3 separate regions of the Homo sapiens genome follow, and regions 1 and 3 are each linked to region 2. A link is an interaction called in ENCODE POLR2A ChIA-PET data of the cell type or tissue named here. Cell type or tissue: MCF 10A. All regions are shown on one strand. Each heading gives the region's core, and the rest is flanking DNA. Links, peaks and the distances in the headings are about the cores only. Region 1 holds the start of LOC105373271 (a long non-coding RNA gene). Region 2 overlaps DRC8 (dynein regulatory complex subunit 8). Region 3 has its middle 6.1 kb from the start of KIF26B.

Region 1 (5,562 bases), core at 165-5,164, 1.5 Mb after region 2:
GGGAGGAGTTATTCATCCCCCCAAGCTTTCGGCCCCGGGGAGAATCTTTCATTCCTGTCTATTTGGTTATAGAAAAAGGGAAAAGGGGCGACTTTCTCCATAACTACTTCAGGTGTGACATAGGGGGTGGCGTGGGCACCTCGGAAAAAAAGAAAAAATTTTGGCGTATTCTTGAGAGACGGGTTGGTATCCATCGTGTCGTTGTAGCAGGAGCATCGTCTGGATTGTCTGGCGGTTAACTGTAGTTTCAACAAGAGTTTTAATGGCTTTTATTATCAGTGGGATACCACAGGGGAGAAACAGGAGGACCCCAATGATGAAGATTACTGTCCCTACCAGCGTTTTAAATCCCCCTAAATTAGAGAACCACCCTCCTAGAAGGTTTGTTGGGTCCCATCCCTTCCAGGTTTGGACTGGTACACGGGCTACTTTTCTGATGTTTGAAGCGATTTCTAGAACCGCTTTTCCATTATCATCTATGTTAAGACAGCAATTGGACATGTTAAACTTAGCACAGACCGCACCCTCTTCTGTTAATAAGTAGTCTAGAGCCAGCCTGTTTTGATAAATTGCTGGGTGCGTTTGGTTTTGTTGTCACACGAGCATTTCCAGGGCTGAGGCGGTTTGGTTAGTGATTATCTCTAGAGCAGCCTGTAGTCTAATTATTCTATTTAGGATATATGTGGGAGTGCGATAACCCCGTGAACCATCCTCAGCCCAGGTGGCAGGACCGTAATATTCGATGATCCATTGCGGAGGCCACTCGTCCTCTCACGGTCTTTGGCTTCCTCCTGCCTTTAAGGACCGTTTTTCTCTGGTTATCATACGCAGGGACTCCGAGGGTGTTGCCCGCCTGCTTTGGAAGTAAGATGAATCCAGGTTGAATTGTGCGTAGGAAGCTAGTGCTAAGGTAGCCGTGAGCAAGCCTGGGTTCCCCATATCCAAAGGAATCCATCGGGGCAGTCCGTCGTCAGCTGGTGTTCCTAGGATTGTCGCATAGTGCACTTAGGCAGGCGTATGTGGCAGAAGAGTTAGTGGTGTTTGTACAGTTCCAGGCCTTTTTTGACAAGACACAATTGAGGTAGCTGAAGTTAGAGGGAGACCAGGCTCCGGGGGGTAACCTTGGCCACCACTCGGCTGTGGAGGCGTTGACTGTTAGGGTTTGGTGACGGGCTTTCACCTGCGGCACGATGGGTTTTATCAGTCCACTTGCGGGATATGCACGCCGTCCCTCTTACTGGGTTGGTAAGTGTCCAGGTCGACGGGCGTTCCTGAGAATTCAAAGTGAGGCTGGGGTTTTGAAATGCTAGTAATTAAGGGGGAAGGTCTATCCCATGCCACGGCCACTGTTCACTCCTGCGGGCTCCCCCGCATACCCAGCAATTGGACACATTCGTGGTAAGCGCGATGCCCTCTCCTAGATCTACAAACCGGTTTTTTCCTGGCTAGGGAGGGGATACGTCTGCTTATGGTTTTTGTATAAAGGGATGGAAGTACCACGGGTGATTTTCGGGGGAGTTAACCCCGGGAGCGCGCCAACAGACAGCACAAGGCAGTGTGGAGCCTCACGCTGTTTAAAGAGCGCCTGGGTGCAGACGGGCTGAGGCCTGAGATGGCGTCAGCCCCACGTGAGGACCGGGCAGGGGTTTTACAGTCTCCTGTAAACAGGAAGTGTCCCTGTCTGACGTCACTGCTACGTGGTACCCGGATGGCCTCTCTCTCGATCCTCAGGAGTAATGTCTTCCGGCCAGCCCTCTTCCTGCTTCGGCTACCTTGGTGACACATGCTGCTGGCGCAAGTGTGCTTTGGGACTGGGCCTGAGAAGGGAGGAGTTATTCATCCCCCCAAGCTTTCAGGCCCCGGGGAGAATCTTTCAACGCTTACAATCCCAGCACTTTGGGAGACAGAGGTGGGCGGATCACGAGGCCAAGAGATCGCGACCATCCAGACCAACATGGTGAAACCCCATCTCTACTGAAAATACAAAAATTAGCCGGGCATGGTGTCACCCGCCTGTAGTCCCAGCTGCTCGGGAGGCTGAGGCAGGAGAATCCCTTGAACCGGGGAGGTGAACATTGCAGTGAGCCGAGATTGCACCACTGCACTCCAGCCCGGCAACAGAGCAAGACTCCGTCTCAAAAAACAAAACAACAAGAAAACAGAACAAAACAAAACAAAAACCAGCCTGGAAAACATAGAGAACCTGTCTCTACAAAAAAAACAAATAAATAAATAATAAATAAATAATTTAAATTAGCTGGGCATGGTGGCATGTGCCTGAGGTCCCATTGACTCAAGAGGCTGAGGTAGGAGGATCATCACTAGACCCCATGAGTTCGAGTTTGTATGATCCTGCCACTGTACTGTAGCCTGGGCAACAGAGACCCTGTCTTTAACGTTTTTTTAAAAAAGAAGAGGTTTAAGAATTAGCATCACAAATTGCATGCTTGGGCAAATGTCTTACACAGTTTTAGTTTTTAATAAAACGTGTTAAAGTGTAAAATGTCTAATCAAACTTCTGAGAGGAAAAGTAGAGAATCCAAACATTAATGCTTATTGACATGTTCTACATAATTTAGATGCTAAATCCCAGAAATATTTATGTGTACTGATTGTGCCTTGATTAGAAAGCCTGAAGCAGGCTCTAGACAGTGGTGGAGCTTGCGGGAGTCACATAAATGCTGTGTGATCAACAGGATTTAAGCCCGTGGGTTACCTGCTTTTACAACCTAAGCACCAAGGGATGGGGAGCCTTGGCCGTTAGCAGCCTAAGGGAGCTCTTGTTCCCACGCATTTTTCAAATTCCACTGGAGTTTCATGAGGTTCGTTTTAAGACTGCCACCTGAAATCAAGTCCAGTGGCTGTTCCTGTCTTCCCGTCCCTGTATTGACATTAAAACCACTTAGTCAACACTCAAGTGCAAGAATAGTGTCGCCATGTTGTATGCCTAGTAAATTCTGGATGTACGTTGTACGTCACCTTATTTAACCTTTTGCCATTAGTTTACAAGAAGACGGGTTGAGCGAGTCAGGTTGCTTACTTTAGGTTAACAGGGCAGCTGGACTCCAGCCTAAGCTCTTCAGTGAAGCCCTGCATCACTCCCTCTGCAGGCAGAGGGTGCAACCCGGGGGTGTGGGAGGGAGCATGGCACACTCAGCACGTGGTAATTATGTCATAATCACATAATACATTCTTTTGGCCCGAGGTCAGGTCAGAAGGAAGTTGACTAATTTCCAGATTTATTTCAGTCATAATACCCGTGTCTAGTGTTGAGGAAAAGGAAGGGATGTTTCCTGTTTGCTGCTTCGGTATGGTTAGCCAATGACTGGAGGTATTTAAAAGGTGAGCACTGGCCAGGCACGGCAGCTCACGCCTTTAATGCCAGCACTTTGAGAGGCTGAGGCAGGCGGATCACCTGAGGCCATGAGTTTGAGACCAGCCTGGCCAACATGGCAAAACCCCGTCTCTACTAAAACTACAAAAAATTATATGGGCATGGTGGTGGGCGCCTGTAATCCCAGCTACTTGGGAGGCTGAAGCAGGAGAATTGCTTGAACCTGGGAGGCAGAGGCTGCAGTGAGCCGAGATCATGCCATGGCACTCCAGCCTGGGCAACAAGAACGGAACTCTGTCTCAAAGAAAAAAAAGTGAGCATTGTCCTTCACCCTCCTTTCCATTTTCATGGCATTGATCAGAACCTTAGAGGATGAAACATGTCAGAAAAAGGGAGCAGGGCAGAGAGATTCTTCACAGGAACCACATCAAGCGTGTGTTAAAATTTATTTCTGATCTGCCTTCCAAAATTATGCCCAAGATATGCATCAGCATTAATGGGTAAGGCGGTTTGAGGAATTCGGTTATGCAATGACTCAAAGACCCATTAAATCACAGAACTGAAGACATTTTTTTCTGTACATAAATGTGCCATTTTAACCATTTCATTCTACAGTTCAGTGGCATTAATTACATTCATAATGTTGTGCAACCATCATTTATATCTATTTCTAAAACTTTTATCTCCCCAAACAGAATCTCTGTGCCATTAAACAATAACTCCCAGCCAGGCGCAGTGGCTCAGGCCTGTAATCCCAGCACTTTGGGAGGCTGAGGCGGGTGGATCATGAGGTCAGGAGTTCAAGACTGGCCTGGTCAAGATGGTGAAACCCCATCTCTACTAAAAATACAAAAAATTAGCCAGGCATGGTAGCGAGCACCTGTAATCCCAGCTACTTGGGAGGCTGAGGCAAAGAATTGCTTGAACCCAGAAGGCAGAGGTTGTAGTGAGCTGAGATCGTGCCACTGCACTCCAGCCTGGGCAATGGAGCGAGACTCCGTCGCAAAAACAAACAAACAAACAAAAAACCTCCCCATTCTTTTTTATATTTTCTGTCTTTTTTATTGATATTCTCATTTTTTCCTACATTGTCTTCCTGATTTCCTTTAGTTCTTCATCTATGGTTTCTTTTAAGACAGTTGATTTAAATTCTTTGCCCAGGAAATTCAATGTCTCGGCTTCTTCCGGGATGTTTTCTGTCTATGTATTTCTTTCACCAGAATGGGCCACACTGTACTGTTTTTTTGATATGCTTGGTGATGTCTTTGTATTGAAAACCGGACATTGGTGTATTATGATGTGGTAACTCTGGAAATTAGGGTCTCGCCTTTGTTCAGGGTTGGCTGTTCTTGATTGCTGAAGCCTTAGCTTGTGTTTCTTTTCCAGTCTTTCAGATTGGCTCTGTGCTCAGGTACTCCTTTAACACTTAGCCAGGTCATCTATAATTCTGCCCCAGCCTTCACTTCTGCTTGCACTAAGTTGATGGGTCTTCTCTGGCCCTTTCTAAGCGTGCGTCGTGTCCTGAGCTGTCGCGTGTAGCTTTCTGAATTCTACAGTACCACAAACATTTTTGAATGCTCTGATTTCCCAAGGAAGCGATCTTCCTGGCTTTTCCCCCTGGCTTTAGATTGTCTAGTTTATGCCTCAACCGTATTTTTTTTGCACCCCTCCGCCCGCTTGGCCGTGGGTTTTTGATCACCTGACAATATTTTCCAGCAACACCTGCTGCTTTTCTGCTCTGAACGTGTTCTGAGTTTTGCAACAGAGAGGCAAGTGCCTTGTTTCAGTCTTTGGGTAGCCCCAGACAGATTAGAACAAACACAGTGATTTGCAAGTAAGATCTGCTCTGCTCCCTTCAAAAGCAAGTACTGGGGTGCCACACTGGGAATGAGGGCTGCTGTTGAGCTGGGGAAAGGGGTGAGGTAAGGGCAAGTAAAAACACCCAAAGCTTTGCTACTCTTTTGACATTGCCTTTCTCTTGATTCGGTGGTCACTGTCTTGTTCAGGCATACCTTTGTTTTTCACAGTTCTAAGAAAGTTACATCTTATAGTTCTGGATGTTGTTTTTTTTTAAAATATTTCTGTGAAAGCCTCAGAGTTTGAAGCTGCCTGTTCTGTCATTTTGCTTATGACACTCAAGGCCTTTTCATTTTAGGGCTTCCAGTAGCAAGAACTGTGCCCAGAGGGATGGAATTAGATCGAACTGCTCTGAAAGAGTACTACTATTT
Region 2 (5,562 bases), core at 382-5,381:
CCATGCCTGGCTAATTTTTGTATTTTTAGTAGAGACAGAGTTTCACTATGTTGGCCAGGCTGGTCTCGAACTCCTGACCTCAGATGATCTGCCCACCTCAGCCTCCCAAAGTGCTGGGATTACAGGCATGAGCCACCATACCCAGCCCTATTTTGTTTTATGTGGTCATTTATTACGGGGATCCCCAACCACCAGGCCAGGTACTGGTGCCAGTCCCTGGCCTGTTAGGACCCCTGGGCCACACAGCAGGAGGTGAGCAGCAAGAGAGTGAGCATTACTGCCCGAACTCCGCCTCCTGTCTGAGAAGCATTGGCATTAGATTATCATAGGAATGCGAACCCTATTGTGAACTGTGCGTGTTAGGGATCTAAGTTGCATGCTCCTTATGAGAATCTAATGCCTGATGATCTGAGGTGGAGCAGTTTCATCCCCAAACCATCCCTCCCCTCCCCTGGTCTGTGGAAGAATTGTCTTCCATGAAACTGGTCCCTGGTGCCAAAAGGGTTGGAGACTGCTGATTTATTATGTAAAGACTGCGGTAAATACCACGGCATTTACTCATTTTATTGCATAATTATAGATACAGACCAATTCCAGAAGATGTCCTTCTTCGAGCTTTTGAGGTATGTAAACTCCAGCTTATATGCATATACATATATATAAATACATTTATTTACATACACACATATATGAAAAATTTATCATGTAGAACTTATTCACCAAATGAAAAATATAATATCTATCTTTTCTTTTCCCCTAGGTTTTAGATTCAGCTAAACGTGGGTTTCTTACTAAGGACGAGCTGATCAAGTATATGACTGAAGAAGGTAAGTGTGATTTATTACTTATCACAATGACTTATGTGAGGAATTAATAATTTGTTAACAGTTATGCGAAAGTTATAGGGGATACTTTAAAATCAGTCATTCTGGTGAAAGTTATTTACTGTTCCTGCTATTTTGGCTTGGGGATGGTTTCTGTTCTGTGGGGGTTAAGAGGACAAAGAGTAGGGAAAGGGGAGATGGGTTGTTGTCTCGTAGAATTTTGTGAAGCACAGTGATTACTTCTATAATTTCAGGCATTGCATTCAGAGCATTTCCAGAATAAAAGATATGCCATCTGGAAAACATGAACTATCGATCACTGTAAATGAAGGCCTCTTCCTAGATTGAAGATTTGAATAAAGAATATAAAAATTCCGCCCCCCCCCCGGCGCCCCGGCTTTTTTTTTTTTGAGACGGATCCGGTCTTGCTCTGTCACCCAGGCTGGAGTGCAGTGGCGCGATCTTAGCTCACTGCAACCTCCGCCTCCTGGGTTCAAGTGATTCTCCTGCCTCAGCCTCCCGAGTAGCTGGGATTACAGGCACAGGCCACTGCGCCCAGCTAATTTTTTGTATTTTTAGTAGAGATGGGTTTCACCATGTTGGCCAGGCTGGTCTCGAACTTCTGACCTCAGGTGATCCACCCATCTTGGCTTCCCACAGTGCTGGTAAAAATTCCCTTTTAAAGAGCTTTTCTGTCAGTGAAGTTACAGATAATGTAGCCTCAATTGAATACTGAGGTCATTTTTAACACTAAAAATGTCCTTTTTTAATGTTAATTGAACCATATATATTTGTTTTGAACATGGCCCATCATACATATATGCATACACACACATAAAACCTGCACACTTATATATATATGCCAACATATTTCCTTTAGGAATTCTCTCTGCTAGGCTGATGTGTAAATTTGTTTACACTGAAGGTCAGTAGCCTGATGGACAGTCTCCTGAAACCATCCTCATATTGGTCCCCTTGCCTTCTCCCATACAAAGCTAGAGCTCTCTGGTTCACAGACTGGGTCCTGAATGACTCAGAGTTGCTAATCACTTGAGGCAGAATGAAAAGCGCAAGTGATTTTGAGTAGGGAAGACTAAGACTGCATCTACACGCACAACTGGTTTGACCATTCCAGCTTCATCCACCTTAAGGCGGAATACAGAGAGTGAGGGTCAGAATGGCAAGGCCGTCACAGCTGCCACCCAAGAACTCTGACGCCATTGTTAAAATTACCTTCGGGATTAATTCTGATGGGGATGTTACGACTTTCAAAGCATCAGCTTCTTCATCCTGAGGATTAGTCTAAAGAAAGTAAATCCTAGGTTATATATCAGGCAACATGAATTTAGTCAAAATGGCCCAAACAGTTAGATTTTCCTACTGTTGTGTGCCTACTATATGTTTAATATTTAGTAAGTGTAGTAAGGTATAATGATACTTAAATCTACTTCCTCTCTCAAGGATATTACAATCTTATTTGGGAAATAAAACTAACATAAAATAATTCACAATACAAGACAATAGAAAGCTAAATATCAGAAGATCAACTAGGGCTGGCCCAGCCTGGAAAACTTGGTTTGGGAAGACTTAAAGAGAAAATAGGTTTTTTGAGATGGTAGAATGTATATGGTTAAATTGTTGAGGGCAAAGGTAAACTCTTGTGCATTATAATTCTGTCACACATGGTAGATATCAACAAATGTTTGTTGAATGAATGAGTGAATGAGTAGATGATGAAGACCAGGTGAAGGGGCTAATGAGAGGGAGACATTATCGATGTGTAAAACAGTCTGAACAAAAATGGGGAGGTAGGAATGAACATGCTATTTCAGAGAGAAAATAAGCCTAGCTGGCCCAGAGGGTAATGTTGGCAAACAGCAGGAAATTAACTTCAGTAGACTTACTGGGACTAAATTGTGGAGTCCCAGGCTCAGGAGTTTGGAATTCATCCTGTGGGCGATGGAGAAGTATTACAGGCTTTTGAGCAGATGACTCACATGGTGTGTGAGTGATTGTGAGAAGGTTTTTCTGGTGCTGGTCGGTTTGTTAGATGCATAAGAAAGAGGTTGGACTAGGGAGGCCACTTAGAAGGTTATTTCAGCATTTTGAGGGCACCCAAATAAGGGCCTGACCTGGCAGTGGGAATGGCAATGGGAAGAAGGGATTGGTACAATAGGACTGTCTGTGGCAGGATCCATGGGTCATGATGAGTAACAGAGTGTAGGCGACAAAGCTGAGAGCTGAATCCAAAGTACCACCAAGGCTTTGCCCTCGATGGCGAGTATGATGGTAATGAGACTGACTCAAACAGAAAGGTCAGAACAGACCGCAGTGTATACAGAGACAGTGCGACCACGTGGTTTACTTGGAGGTGCTGTGTGATAATTTCGAAAATGGTATGTTTACAGAGAGTTCATGGTACTTAAAGATCAACTATTGAGTATCTCAGCGGACTAAGCATAGGACAGGTATGGTCAAATAAGAATACATATGTTTTCAATTATTCACTCAGCAAGTATTATTACAAACCTTCCACATATATGAACCAATATGTTTGGAAGTAATATGTAAGATGTAAATCTATACAAATCTAAGTTACGATTTAATATAACAGACCCATCAGCTAAGTGTAATAGCAGTTGACTAGTTTGGTAAAATAGGAGCTTAAGAATTGCTGCTTTGAGAGTCTCAGAATTCTACAAATTGTTTTTAAGTACATTTATGCTATATAACAATATGGATTCAAGCTACTTGCACATTCATCCTAATATCCACAAAGTATCAAACACACTAGTTTGAGAATATGCATTCCTACAGCCCTGGATGTCATATGATAAAATAAATCACACTGAATCAAGTTCCTACAAGATAGAAGTCCCTAAGTGTCCAGGAATGTGTATTGCATCAGACAGTGTTTAGCAGCCGGGAAGATCTCAGAACAATTTTTTAAACAAACACTTGCATGTTGCTGCTTCTATGCCAGGTACTGTTCTAAGTCCCATTCAAATCATAACACGTTTCATTCTCATGACAACCCTATGTGACAGGTGGTGTCGTTATCACCCCCATTCTAGAGACAGGTAAGCTAAGGTGGGGAGCTGTGAAGTGACTTGCTCAAGATCTCAGAGCTCGTGAGAGGCAGCCAGCATGTGGATCCAAACTTGTGCTTTAACCACTCAGTTATCTTCCTTCCATCTTTCATCAAATACTGGGGCTTCAAGTTAATCCTCTGGTAATTTCAAAAGTTTTAATCTAAATAAATAACCTTGTTCATGATGTCTGTATGTCTTCCTACTGTTTTGCCTGAAATGACGTGTTCTAGAGGTTGCTTGATCTATGACATCTGCAGGCTAAAAGAAGTCCAGAATCTACCAGGGTGTACAATAGCCTTGTCTTTGAACCTCTGGACTGTCGTGATGTCCTGGCTCTACAGCTCCAGGGAGCGTAACTAGTGGCACTGTGGGAGCTTGTGGGGCTCCATGGCTATTAAGCTGGCTAGTGGAAAGAGAAAAAAATCAGATGATCCTAAATGATAAATTTTCCTTTTTGTCTCTCTGAGGTGAGCCTTTTTCTCAAGAGGAAATGGAAGAAATGTTGTCTGCTGCAATTGATCCAGAATCAAATTCAATTAATTACAAGGACTATATAACAATGATGGTGATAGATGAAAATTAAATGTTCTAAAGATAATTTCTGATTGAAAGAACAATTTTAGAAATTGCTTGTTCTTGTTAATTTCACATCTTATCTTAGGATTCCTATATGTGATATTTAATACCTTGTGACATAACTATTTTAAGACACTTTGTTTTTAAAGATGATCGTAACACTTTAAACCAAATTTAGTATGTCTAGCCTTACAGAATGATAAATTACTATTTATTTAAAAACTATTCTTAAAACATTTTAACATTAGAATGGATTGTTGTTTATTTTCTACAATAAAACTCAGGTCACCTTCGAATTAATTAAGCTGACAAAATGAAAATGACTTAATTACCCAAGGTTTGGCATGTAAAGATCTTAAGAGGGGGCAGAACGAACCACTCGAAAACGAGTAGCAGTGTAATGAAGGCTTCTTTTTTAAACAATAACAAATGCTTCATCAATCTGAGTGTGGAAGGTGATTTATCAAAATAAATATTACTAATTTATTTTTTTATGAGTGCCAATTACAAATATCATTTGGGATAATAATAACTTAGTGTAAACATTTATATTTGCTGATCCAGCATGTCACCATTTATGGAGTAGCTAAAGGAGTTGAGATCATTGGAACTAGAGAAAAGAAGGTTGAGTGGAAGTTGATAGTGTAAGGTAGTGGCAATTCTCCCTTTGTCTTTAGAATTCTCACCCACTCCGCATATCTGTCATGGGAGCATTGTCCTGAATACTGAGTAAGAATACTGAGAAATGTTATGGTGTGCAAATGTACAGCTCCTGAAAGAGCAGAATGAAGCACAAGCAGTCACAATGGAAAAATATATGGCATGGCCACTGCCTCCTCCTTGCAATTCTCTCCGATCTTGGCATCTTATATGGCAACTATATGGCAACTTACAAGCAAAGGGGAAGATAAAGTAAAGGGAAGTGAACAATTTTCCAAACTTAGATATTCTGTTATAACAAGACACACACACACACACACACACACACACACACACGGGTCTCTATTTGAAGATGGCTTCACCACTATATGTGTGTATCTACATAGATGTAAACATTTAGAGTTGCTGTG
Region 3 (5,562 bases), core at 184-5,183, 63 kb after region 2:
CAAACTCCTGGGCTCAAGCAATTCTCCTGCCTGTAATTTGAGTGCTGTTTTAAAAATTTTAAATAAAAATGTTTCCAGGAACTCCCCCCCGCCACCCCCCAGCAAGAAAATGATATTCTAGTCTGGTTCTCTTTTGAATTCATTGGAACAGTCACCAATCATATAGGTAGTGGGTTTTTTTATTCGTTATTTTAACTTTTATTTTTGGTTCGGGGTACATGTGCAGGTTTGTTATATAGGTAACCTTGTGTCACGAGGGTTTGTTGTACCGATAATCTTGTCACCCAGGTACTAAGCCTAGTACCCAATACTTATTTTTTCTGATCTTCTCCCTCCTCCCATCCTCTACCCTCAATTAGGCCCAGTTGTATTTTATTCTAAGTTCTGGACTTCCACAGCTTTTTAGCTTTTTATGCCCCACCTGCTACCCACATCTTCCACCTCAGATCCTAAGCTGTGTGTGGTTCTTGCTTGGGGACCAAGGAAGGGTTTATGTTTTTCCCTGGCACTCTCCTTGGCTTTGCCTTTAAAAAAAAAAAAGAGAGAGAGAGAGAGATGAGGCTTCTATCTGTTGTCCAGGGAGCACAGTGGTGCAAACATAGCTCACTGTAGCCTTGAACTCCTGGCTCCCTCTCACTCTGTTGCCCAGGCTGGAGTGCAGTGGCATGATCTCGGCTCACTGCAACCTCTGCCTCTGGGGTTCAAGTGATTCTCCTGCCTCATCCTCCCAAGTAACTGGGACTACAGGTGCGCACCACACCTGGTGAATTTTTGTATTTTTCTTTTTTTTTTTGAGACAGTGTCTCACTCTGTCGCCCAGGCTGGAGTGCAGTGGCACGATCTTGGCTCACTGCAAGCTCCACCTCCCAGGTTCACGCCATTCTCCGGCCTCAGCCTCCTGAGCAGCTGGGACTACAGGTGCCTGCCACCACGCTGGGCTAATTTTTTTTTTTTTTTTTGTATTTTTAGTAGGGACGGGGTTTCACCATGTTAGCCAGGACGGTCTCGATCTCCTGGCCTCGTGATCCACCCGCCTCAGCCTCCAAAGTGTTGGGATTACAGGCGTGAGCCACCGCGCCAGGCCAATTTTTGCATTTTTAGTAGAGACAGAGTTTCACCATGTTGGCCAGGCTGGTCTTGAACTCCTGACCTCAAGTGATCCTCCTACCTCAGCCTCCCAAAGTGTCGGGATTACAGGTGTGAGCCACCGTGCCCAGCCTGCTTTGTTGTATCCTGGCTTTGGCTAGGCATGCAGCTGTGTGTGTGTGCAATGTGTGCATGTTGCTCACATTGTGTGTGTGTGTGTGTGTGTGTCTGGATGCTTTGTGGGCACACACATCGTTTACCCTCTAGCTTCTTGTGATTCCTCTCTGACACTGAAACTTGCTTTAAGTTCCTTTTAATCTTTTTCTCATAAGAATATTAAATTAAGAATATTAAATATTAATATTAAATTCTGTCTTAGAAAACAGAATTAGAGGCTGGTCATGGTGGCTGATGCCTGTAATCCCAGCACTTTGGGAGGCTGAGGTGCGGGGAGGATCACTTGAGGCCAAGTGTTTGAGACTATCCTGGGCAACATAGCAAGATGCTGTCTGTATAAAAAAATATAAAATAATTAGCCAGGTATGGTGGTGCATGCCCGAAGCCCAGCAATTAGAGTTGCCAGCTGCTTGGGAGGCTGAAGCAGGAGGATCACTTGAGCCCAGGAGTTCAAGGCTATAGTGAGTTACACTTGTGCCACTGTACTCCAGCCTGGGCAACAGAGTGAGATCCTGTCTCAAACAAAAGTAAAAAGAAAACAGAATTAGAATTAGCAACTCCCCCCAAAGAATTGTTATGCTTTTTAATATTTTGGTGTTAAAATCTAATCTTTTTTTCCTGATACATATATACTTTTCTTTTGGTTTTACTGAGTTATTATCATATTGCATATACTTTACTTTTTAACTTAACACTAATATATGATCAATATCTTTGCATTCCATTATTCTTTTATGAGCATTTGTAAGGGCTGCAAGGTATTCCACTGTCTGACTAGACTGTAAGTTGTTTATTTACTTTTTTTAAGAAATGGGGTCTCACTATGTTGGCCAGACTGGAGTGCAGTGGCACCATGATAGCTCACTGCAGCCTCGAACCCCTGGGTTCAAAACATCCTCCAGCCTCAGCCTCCTGAGTAGCTGGGACCACAGGTGTGTGCCACTGTGCCTGGCTTAGACTGTGAGTTATTAAACCCATCCCCACTCTTGTGCGTTTAGGCTGTTTTTCTCCCCTTCGCTATTATAAACAGAGCTACACTGGATGCTGTGATCCCTTTTCAAAGCAGGTTACTTCTGTGGAAGGGGCAGCACAGCCCAAGGTTGTGAGCATCTGGAACCCAAGGTCAGTGGGCTGAGGACACATTGTCTGATCCTCCTCGCTCTTTTTAATCTTTTTAAAGTCTTTTAAAATCTTTTTTAAGTTTTCTCCCCCAACCCCAAAACAAAATAAAATTAACAACCAAAAAAAAATGTATCACTCTGACTACACAAATTTGGTTCATATCTTTTCTCTCTATCTACCTTTATCATCTGAACTTTTAATTTCAGACTGAAATCAAGCCTTGGAATTTAGCGTGGAAGGAATTTATAAGGCTAAAATGATTAATGATTGAAATGATATTTCAAGAGTGGAAACCCTTTCTCAGCTTGCAGGATAACAACCCTCCTCTTATACCACAATAATGACCAGGCACACAGATTCACGTTACCAGCTTGCCGATGACTCTCTGGTGGCCCCCGCATGATCATACGGTCCTCAGAACACCAGAAGATCATATGCAAATATTGTCTGCATATTCATCAAGATACCACGTGGCCAGTGTAAGCTGCTTTAATTATTCTTCAAGGAGAAACACAGCCGTCTCTAGCACACGCACTTCAGTGGCTCTGTCGGCATGTTGGTGCCTGAACTGATATGGAAATTATTTCGAAAGCAAAATATTGAAGAGGAGTGAAATCTGCTGTACTGTACAGTCAACTTAGCAATTAGAAGTTGCCAGCCTTTTTTTTTTTTTTGAACAGTCTTGCTCTGTTGCCCAGGCTGGAGTTCAATGATGCCATGTTGGCTCACTGCAACTTCTGCCTCCTGGGTTCAGATGATCCTCCCCTCAGCCTCCCAAGTAGCTGGGACTACCAAGCATGCACCACCACATCTAGCTTTTTTTTTTTTTGTATTTTTTGTAAAGATGAGGTCTCGTTATATTGCCTGGGCTGGTCTTCAACTCCTGGGCTCAAACAGTCCACCCACCTTGGCCTTCCAAAGTGCTGGGATTATAGTTGTGAGCCACCGCACCTGGCTGGTTTTTTATTTCTGATTTATACTTTCAGACTTTCAAAAACACAATGATATAATATATTTTAGCTATAAAATTTATGATCTATTCACCCCTGAGTTATAAATAATGGGAAAGCTAAACTGCATTCTCTGAAATATAAAAGTCCCGTGAGGCATTCCCAAAGAAGTTATGTCCATTTAATAATTAAGCAACAAGGAATATGGAATAAAAATTTCATTCTTAGCCAGGTAATGGACTTTAGCTTTCTTTGCACTTTGTACTCATGGATACACCAGAAAGATATGTTTTTCACCCAGGGATATCAACGGAATCAATAAATTGATGTTCATAGAAGCTCTTGGTGGCCGGGTGTGGTGGCTCACACCTGTAATCCCAGCACTTTGGGAGGCCGAGGTGGGCAGATCACTTGAGGTCAGGAGTTCAAGACTGGTCTGGCCAACATGGTGAAACCCCGTCTCTACTAAAAATACAAAAATTAGTCAGGCATGGTGGTGCATGCCTGTAGTCCCAGCTACTTGGGAGGCTGAGGGATGAGAATCACTTGAACCCGAGAGGTGAAGGTTGCAATAAGCTGAGATCTTACCACTGCACTCCAGCCTGGGGAACAGAGTGAGGCTCCGTCTTAAAAAAAAAAAAAAAAAAAAAAACTCTTGGCTTTTATAAGCCAGTATATAATTTTTTCATTCTTAAAATGAGTGTCTTTTCCCACCTAAATCTTGAAGTAATAGTGTTAACATCCTCAAATGTGAAGAAGAAAAACATGTATATTTATAATCTATATCATTTATCTATCTATGAGTAATGAGTAAAGGTTTCAGTTGCAACACTGAAATTCCTCAGTCTAATAGAGAATCAAATTATAGCTACAGGCTGCTAATTCATAGAAAGAAAACCCTTGAAACAACAAGAATTCCAAAAGCCCAAGGTAGATCTGAAAAAGCCACCGTTAAAACTAGAATTCGGGAGTATCTTATGTACAACGTTGAATTTCCCAAAGAAAACTCTCATAAACTGACAACAATGACCAACCCATTTAAGGGCCCTGGAGAATGGCCAGAAGCAGGCAGAGACTGGAAGGGGTTCGAAGATCTAATCCTTAAAAGAAGGGTTCTAGGGCCCTCCTTCCAGTCTGCTGAGCACTGTGACTAGAGCACAAGAAAAAAGCCAGTCGTAGGGTTTGAGGCATTCCATGGTGAAGTTCAGGGCTGTCAAGAGTAGCTGGAGAGGGGGAAGGAGAATCCAGGAAAGGAGAGAGCCACACTGGGGCAGCCCTGAAATCCACTAAAATTTCCCTCAAATCTGGCTGATGAGTTGAACTCTGAACACCCAGAAGAGCTGCAGGAAGTCGAGAGAAGGCAGGAACTGCATGGTGAAGGAGTTGAGCAGAGACTGCAAGTCCTGTCAAGTGCACGGAGCAGAGTTGGAGTCTGAGTTCCAAGTTAGAGGGGACTGGCAAAGCGGTTAGGCTTTCCATTGAAGCTGCAGAAGGGCTGCGCCTCGGGGATAAAGAACAGTCCCAGGACTAAGGGATTTTCCTTAGATCTCAGGGCAAAAGCTAGTTAGAACCACTCAAAGAAAGCATGAAACCAAGCCTCCTCAAGTTCGAGGTGACCCATCAGTAACTTAACTGCCTGCTAGAACAAAAATCAATACTCCTCAAGGAAGGGAATAGAATCTAGCATCTCTATGATGTAGCATCTACAATATTCAATATACAGTTACAATTTCTTGAATATGAAAAGAAACAGGAAAATGTGATTCCGAGTCAGTAGAAAAATCAGTTAATAGAAAGTGACCCCCAAATGAGTCAGAGGTTGGAATTCAGACAAGAACTTTAAATACGCTACTGTAAATATGTTTAAGGATTTAAAGGGGGAAAAAAACAGAGAACTGGAAACACACACACACACCCACACACATATGCAATTTTTGGATCAGCTGCATCAGCTTAACAGCAGATTGGAGGCAGCTGAAGCAAAGGTTGGCGAACTTAATAAAGGAGCAATAGAAATGATTCCGTCTGTAAAGAGGTAAAAATGTAAATAATGAACAGAGTTTCAATAACCTATAAGACAATATCAAGCACTGTAATAACAAACATGTAATTGGTATCCCAGAAGGAGAGGAAAAAGAGAGAACAGGGCAGAAAAAAATATTTGACTAAGTAGTGGCTGAGAATCCCCCAAATTTGGTAAAAAACTTACAGATCAATTTACAGATCC

Evidence for each region. Peaks named below come from ENCODE experiments on the same cell type or tissue, not always from the same donor. Only the 100,000 strongest peaks of a DNase experiment are listed, where the experiment ranks them.
Region 1: POLR2A ChIA-PET joins it to region 2 with 5 read pairs; 1 of 35 experiments calls an interaction of 5 or more read pairs at or near these places.
Region 3: POLR2A ChIA-PET joins it to region 2 with 6 read pairs; 7 of 35 experiments call an interaction of 5 or more read pairs at or near these places.

Annotation. Positions count from the first base shown.
Region 1 is chr1:246,605,943-246,611,504 of GRCh38, forward strand. The region is part of intron 2 of CNST (consortin, connexin sorting protein); the gene reads left to right. LOC105373271 (a long non-coding RNA gene) reads right to left here and starts at 3,128. Exons shown (of 2, transcript XR_001738569.2): 1 at 3,041-3,128; 2 at 253-1,271. In MCF 10A, for the core only: no CTCF peak of the experiment used is centred there; a DNase peak (open chromatin) is centred at 3,169.
Region 2 is chr1:245,082,862-245,088,423 of GRCh38, forward strand. It overlaps DRC8 (dynein regulatory complex subunit 8), which reads left to right. Exons shown (of 8, transcript NM_032328.4): 6 at 581-623; 7 at 761-827; 8 at 4,384-4,976. The coding sequence ends at 4,499. Among named protein-coding and RNA genes, the nearest start is that of KIF26B, 69 kb to the right of the region's middle. RefSeq lists an enhancer at 2,250-3,449. In MCF 10A, for the core only: no CTCF peak of the experiment used is centred there; DNase peaks (open chromatin) are centred at 2,800 and 3,720.
Region 3 is chr1:245,146,138-245,151,699 of GRCh38, forward strand. No RefSeq gene overlaps it. Among named protein-coding and RNA genes, the nearest start is that of KIF26B, 6.1 kb to the right of the region's middle. In MCF 10A, for the core only: no CTCF peak of the experiment used is centred there; no DNase peak of the experiment used is centred there.